2 separate regions of the Homo sapiens genome follow, and region 2 is linked to region 1. Evidence: chromatin loops called from intact Hi-C (ENCODE). Cell type or tissue: psoas muscle. All regions are shown on one strand. Each heading gives the region's core, and the rest is flanking DNA. Links, peaks and the distances in the headings are about the cores only.

Evidence for each region. Hi-C counts contacts between places; a loop is a spot of excess contacts. Peaks named below come from ENCODE experiments on the same cell type or tissue, not always from the same donor. Only the 100,000 strongest peaks of a DNase experiment are listed, where the experiment ranks them.
Region 2: it touches region 1 in a loop (1.9-fold over the local background); 4 of 110 quality-filtered maps call a loop at or near these places.

What each region holds. Positions count from the first base shown.
Region 1 is chr19:17,204,052-17,206,954 of GRCh38, reverse strand. MYO9B (myosin IXB) reads right to left here. Exons shown (of 40, transcript NM_004145.4): 31 at 1,619-1,692; 32 at 803-995; 33 at 579-707; 34 at 171-276. Among named protein-coding and RNA genes, the nearest start is that of USE1, 9.9 kb to the left of the region's middle. In psoas muscle, for the core only: a CTCF peak has its summit at 1,541 (motif pointing left); a DNase peak (open chromatin) is centred at 1,504.
Region 2 is chr19:17,143,372-17,146,274 of GRCh38, reverse strand. MYO9B (myosin IXB) reads right to left here. Exons shown (of 40, transcript NM_004145.4): 3 at 784-878. Among named protein-coding and RNA genes, the nearest start is that of SNORA118, 53 kb to the right of the region's middle. In psoas muscle, for the core only: no CTCF peak of the experiment used is centred there; a DNase peak (open chromatin) is centred at 1,349.

The DNA.
Region 1 (2,903 bases), core at 278-2,777:
GGGACCCGGGCGGCCCAGCAGCCTGGCCCCCTCCCAGAACCCCCAACAGTGGTCTGCATCCTGGTTCGAAACCACCACAGAACGCCAGCTCGGGTCCTCCTGGGAAATGCTGCCTCGCGGGTTCCCAATGCGACCCTAACCCCACAGAGGGCAGGTGGGGAGGCACTTGCTTGACAAGGTGGAAGATGAGTCTCTCCAGGGAGTTGTGGTTGGCTTCTGGAAGGTGCTCCAGGACGGCATAGATGGCAGCCAGCTGCTCCTGCTTCTCCGGCAGCTCTGCAGGCAGTGGGGTTTGAGGACGTCAGCTCCCAAGGGTCCCCAAGGTGCCTGTTGTCCCCACCAACACGACCTGAGATGCACAGGTGCCATCCACCCTGTGGTGCCCAGGCAAGAATGGATGGCTACAGAGGTGTCCTGGCCCCACCCCAAACTGGGGACCCGGTTTGGCTGGGCCGACTGCTTTGGGCCTCAGTTTCTCAGTTTGTGAACTGGGTGGTCCTGCCTCCTGGGCTGGTCACAGCGAACGCTGTATCCTGGCTGTGGCCACCTGCTGCCACCCGCACCGCCATGGGGCTCACCGACGGCTCGGAGGAAGTCGCCGTACTGTGCGAAGGTCATGAGGGGCTCGGGCAGCTCCCGCAGCCACTGCTTCAGCACCCCTGTGATGGCGTGGATGGGGAAGTTCTCCAGCTTGACTGCTGCGGGGTCTGTGGGGTGGGTGGGGTGGGTCTGGTGAGCGGCGCACTGGCAGGACGGCTGTGCCTGGGGCCTGGCACTGCACCCACCTGCCCACAGCGCCCACCTGTCTGCAGCGCCTGCCGGAGCTCCCGAGTGCGGTTGGCAGCACCCGACTTGCGGTAGAGGCCCTCGGTGTACAGGCCGTGCATCTCCACGTGTTCCAGGAGCTTCTCCAGCACGATGGGCACCGAGGCCTTGTCGCTGGTCAGGCTGTCTACGCACACGCCGAAGTGGCCAGGCTCAACGCCTGGCTCGCCCTGCAGTGCCGGGGTTGGGGGTCAGGTCTGGGCCTGGCTGTCTTCCTCTCCAGCTGTCTCTGGGGGCCTCTGCCTCCTGGTCCCGCACAAGGCCCTCAGGGCTTCCTCTGCTGTTCTGTCCCTCCCTGTCTCCTTCTGCGTGGTTGTTGGGGGTGTGGGGCTGCAGAAGTCAAGGCCAGCATGGCAGCCACTGGGCAGGGGCTTCCTTTGTAGGCCACCCAAGGCATGGGTGGTCCTTCGTGGGGAGAGAGCTATAACCTAGCCCCCACAGCCACCTCACAGAAGTAGACCCTGACTCTTGCTGCACCCCCAGCACCCAGGACCCCAACCTTATGCACAGAGTTGGGGGGCCTCCCTCTGCATGGCTCAGGACTCTCTCAGGAGCAAGGATGAGCAGGGCTGGGGGAGCTGAGACACACACACAGGCCTGGGCCCTGCCTGAGGGCCTCAAGGAGTTTGTACAGAACCGGGGACAATGGTGTGTTCTGCAGAACCAGAGGCCACAGCCGCCCCCTACTGGCTGCTCAATGCTTCGCTTGGCCCTCACATCAAGCACCACCTCCTGGTGCACCTGGCCGTGAGTGGAGTGTCATTGTAGAAAGTTCCAGGCCTCGTACACTCACCTTCCTCCCGTAGGTGTAGGAGCAGTGGCTCTGAATCTTGTGCACGCACTTCTTGTGGCAGGTCATCTTGCACACTAGGAGGTCCACAGGGTGGGAGTCACAGAGGGTGCTGGGGACCCCAGATTCCTGCAGCCACCCACCCAGCTGGCCGGGGGCCGCCAATTGCCTTCTTTTTTTTTTTTTTTTGAGATGGAGTCTCACTCTTGTTCTCAGGCTAGAGCGCAATGGCGTGATCTCGGCTCACTGCAACCTCCGCCTCCCGGGTTCAAGTGATTCTCCTGCCTCGGCCTCCCGAGTAGCTGGGATTACAGGTGTGCGCCACCACGCCTGGCTAATTTTGTATTTTTAGTAGCGACAGGGTTTCTCCATGCTGGTCAGGCTGGTCTCGAACTACCGACCTCAGGTGATCTGCCCACCTCGGCCTCCCAAAGTGTTGGGATTAGAGGCGTAAGCCACTGCACCTGGCCTGGATTGCCTTCTTTTTGGTTTCTCTTTTTCTTTTTGAGACAGGGTCTCACTCTGTCACCCAGGCTAGAGTGCAGTGGCACTATCATAGCTCACTGGAGCCTTGACCTCCCAGGCCCAGGTGATCCTCCCAAGTAGCTGGCACTACAGGCGTGCACCACCGTGCCTGGCTAATTTCTGTATTTTTTTTTGTATAGATGGGGTCTTGCCATGTTGCCCAGGTTGATTTAGAACTCCTGAGTTCAAGCGACCCTCCCGCCCCAGCCTCCCAAAGTGCTGGGATTACAGGTGTGAGCCACTGTGCCTGGCCTGCCAACTTCTAAACCCACACTGCAGGAACCTGTGCCCTGACTCCTGAGAGAGGAGGCTGTGTGGACAAACTTCATAGCTCCAAGGTGGCCATTCATGGCCTCAGACCCAGCCTGGCTAGCGGAACCATGAGCAGGTGTTTGTGGGGACCTGTGACATCCTTGCCCCAAGTCCCCAAGGCCACCTACTGGCAGAACTAAAGGTCTAAAGGTCCTGCCAGGAGGTGGCCTTGGGGACTTGGGACGAAGATGTCACGGGGCAAAGACAATGCTGCTTTTCCTTCTTCCAACCACACTGAATCCCAGGCCACCCAGCTGACGCCTTGCAGAGGGTACACTGGTTACGCTAAAGAAGAGAGTGTCTGGCACCTGGCAAGGATGGAATCAGGTGAGGGGACGGGCCTGGGTCCCGCATCCTTATCTCAGGACCATGACAACTGACTGTTGGACAGATGTGGGGTGGTGGGGCTGCCTTCTGGGCTGAAAAGACCCTGGCCCAAATGGTTCTGGCA
Region 2 (2,903 bases), core at 291-2,790, 61 kb after region 1:
AGATCCACTCATGAATGCATCCATCCACCCATGAATCTACTCCCCCATGAATCAATCCATCGATCCATCCATCCATCCATCCATCCATCCATCCATCCATCCATCCATCCATCTATCCACCCACCCATTCATGAATCTATTCATCCATCCACTCATGAATCCATTCACCCAATAATTCATCTATCCATCCATTCAGCCATCCATGCATGAATTCATCCATCCATCCATCCATAAATCTGTCTATCCATCTACGTGCAAATCCATTCACCCATGAATCCATCTGTCTCTCTAACCATCCATCCATCCATCCATCCATCCATCATCCATCCATCCATCCATCCCCTCATGAGTCCATCCACCCACCCACCCTTCAGTATTTCCATGCACGACCACCTCACTTTGCAGCTCTGTACCTGTCATTTTCTGGCTAAAGGAGCACATGTTTGGCAAAGGCCAGAGTCCGCATCCCCACTGCCTGTGACACCCCCAAGACCTACCAAATTAGAAACTTTATCAAGACAGGAAATGGGCTGGGCTGTCCTTGCCTGTTCTCGGTAAAGCCCACTACCTCTAGCCACGTCCCCCAGCCCCTGCCCACATTTCCTACTTCAACCTACTGTTCCAGACCTTCACCTCAAAGACCTAAAAATCACACTCGCTCTCCCATACAAAGCATAAACATCCACACAGCCATGATCTCCACATCTCACTCCCATGTGTGTGTCAGGAAGCAACAGTGCGTGGGGCCAGCTCCCACCAGTGGGGACCCCAGGGACACCTCACCCTCTCACGATGCCACTCTCTAGGTAGCTGACTTGGATGAATTTCCCAAACCGGCTGGAGTTGTTGTTGTGGGCTGTCTTGGCATTTCCAAAAGCCTGCAAGGAAATCAAAAGCAGGTTTCAGATCAGGAGGGTGGAATTTCTTTTTCTTTTTTTTCCTCTCATTTTACACTGTGCTTTTATATTTTGTATTGTTCAATTTATCTATTTTTTCTCTTGGAGACAGTCTTGTTCTGTCACCTGGGCTGGAGTGAAGTGGCACAATCTTGGCTCACTGCAACCTCTGCCTCCCGGGTTCAAGCAATTCTCATGCCTCAGCCTCCTGAGTAGCTGGGACTACAGATGTGCGCTACCATGCTGGCTAATTTTTGTATTTTAGTAGAGACGGGGTTTCACCATGTTGTCCAGGCTGACGTAGAACTCCTGAGTTCAGGCAATCTGCCCGCCTCAGCCTCCCAAAGTGCATGAGTCACTGTGCCCAGTCTCTATTTTTTCTTTTTCTTTTTTTTTTTTTTTTTTTTTTGAGATGAAGTCTCGCTCTGTTGCCTTGGCTGGAGTGCAGGGGCGCAATCTCAGCTCACTGCAAGCACTGTCTCCCGAGTTCAAGCGGTTCTCCTGGCTCAGCCTCCCGAGTGGCTGGGATTACAGGCGCACGCTGCCACGCCTGGCCAATTTTTTGTATTTTTAGTACAGACGGGGTTTCACTGTGTTGCCCAGTCTGGTCTCGAACTCCTGAGCTCAGACAATCCGCCCACCTTGGCCTCCCAAAGTGCTGGGATTATAGGCATGAGCCACCACCCCTGGTCTCTTATTTTTTCTTTAACTGTTCCTGCAAAGTAGGGCTACCCAGTAAGCAGAGAGTAGCCCATTTTCTTTCACTCTTTTTTTTTTTGTTTGAGACAGGGTCACACAATGTCACCCAGGCTGGAGTGCAGTGTTGCGATCTTGGCTCAATGCAACCTCTGCCTCCCAGGCTGAAGCGATCCGCCTGTCTCAGCCTCCTGAGCAGCTGGGACCACAGGCATGCACCACCACGCCTGGCTAATTTTTTGTAGAGATGGGGTTTTGCCATGTTGCCCAGGCTGGTCTGGAACTCCTGAGCTTAAGTGATCCACCCGCCTCGGTCTCCCAAAGTGCTGGAATTACAGGCATGAACCATCATGCCCAGACTCGGTTTATTTAATTAATATTTTCCAGATTGTGACATAATTTGCAAAAACATCATTTTATCTGTTGTCTAAATAAACTTTATTTTTTAACCTTTTAATATTATTTTTGAGATGGGGTCTCGCTCTGTTGCCCAGGCTGGAGTGTAGTGGCATGATCTCAGCTCACTGCAACTTCTGTCTCCCAGGCTCAAGGGATCCTTCTGCCTCAGCCTCCCAAGTAGCTGCGACCACAGGCATGCACCACCATGCCTAGCCTTAACTTTTAAGGTTTTGGGGTACACACGCAGGTTTGTTAAGTAGGTAAACTTGTATCACAGGGATTTGCTGTACAGATTATTTTGTCACCCAGGTACTAAGCCTAGTATCCAACAGTTATTTTTCTTTTTCTTTTCTTTTTTATTTTGAGACAGAGTCTTGCCCTGTTGCCCAGGCTGGGGTGCAGTGGCACGATCTCGGCTCACTGCAACCTCCACCTCCCAGGTTCAAGCGATTCTCCTGCCTCAGCCTCCCAAATAGCTGGGAATACAGGCGTGTGCCACCATGCCCAGCTAATTTTTGTATTTGTAGTAGAGACGGGGTTTCACCACGTTGGCTAGGATGGTCTCGATCTCTTGACCTCATGATCTGCCCGCCCCGGCCTCTCAAAGTGCTGGGATTTACAGGCGTGAGCCACTGTGCCTGGCCCCAATAGTATTTTTTCTGCTCCTCTCCCTCCTCCCACCCTCCAGGAGGCCCCACTGTCTGCTCTTCCCCTCTGTGTGTCCATGTGTTCTCACCATTTAGCTCCCACTTGAAAGTGAGAACATGCAATATTAGGTGTTCTGTTCCTGTGTTAGTTTGCTAAGGATAATGGGCTCCAGCGAGGATGGAGCTTCTATAGGCCTCAGCCTGGAGCCCTGGGCCTCCCTCCTTCTCGGCTTTGAGGACACTCACTTGTCCCCAAGACAGTAGG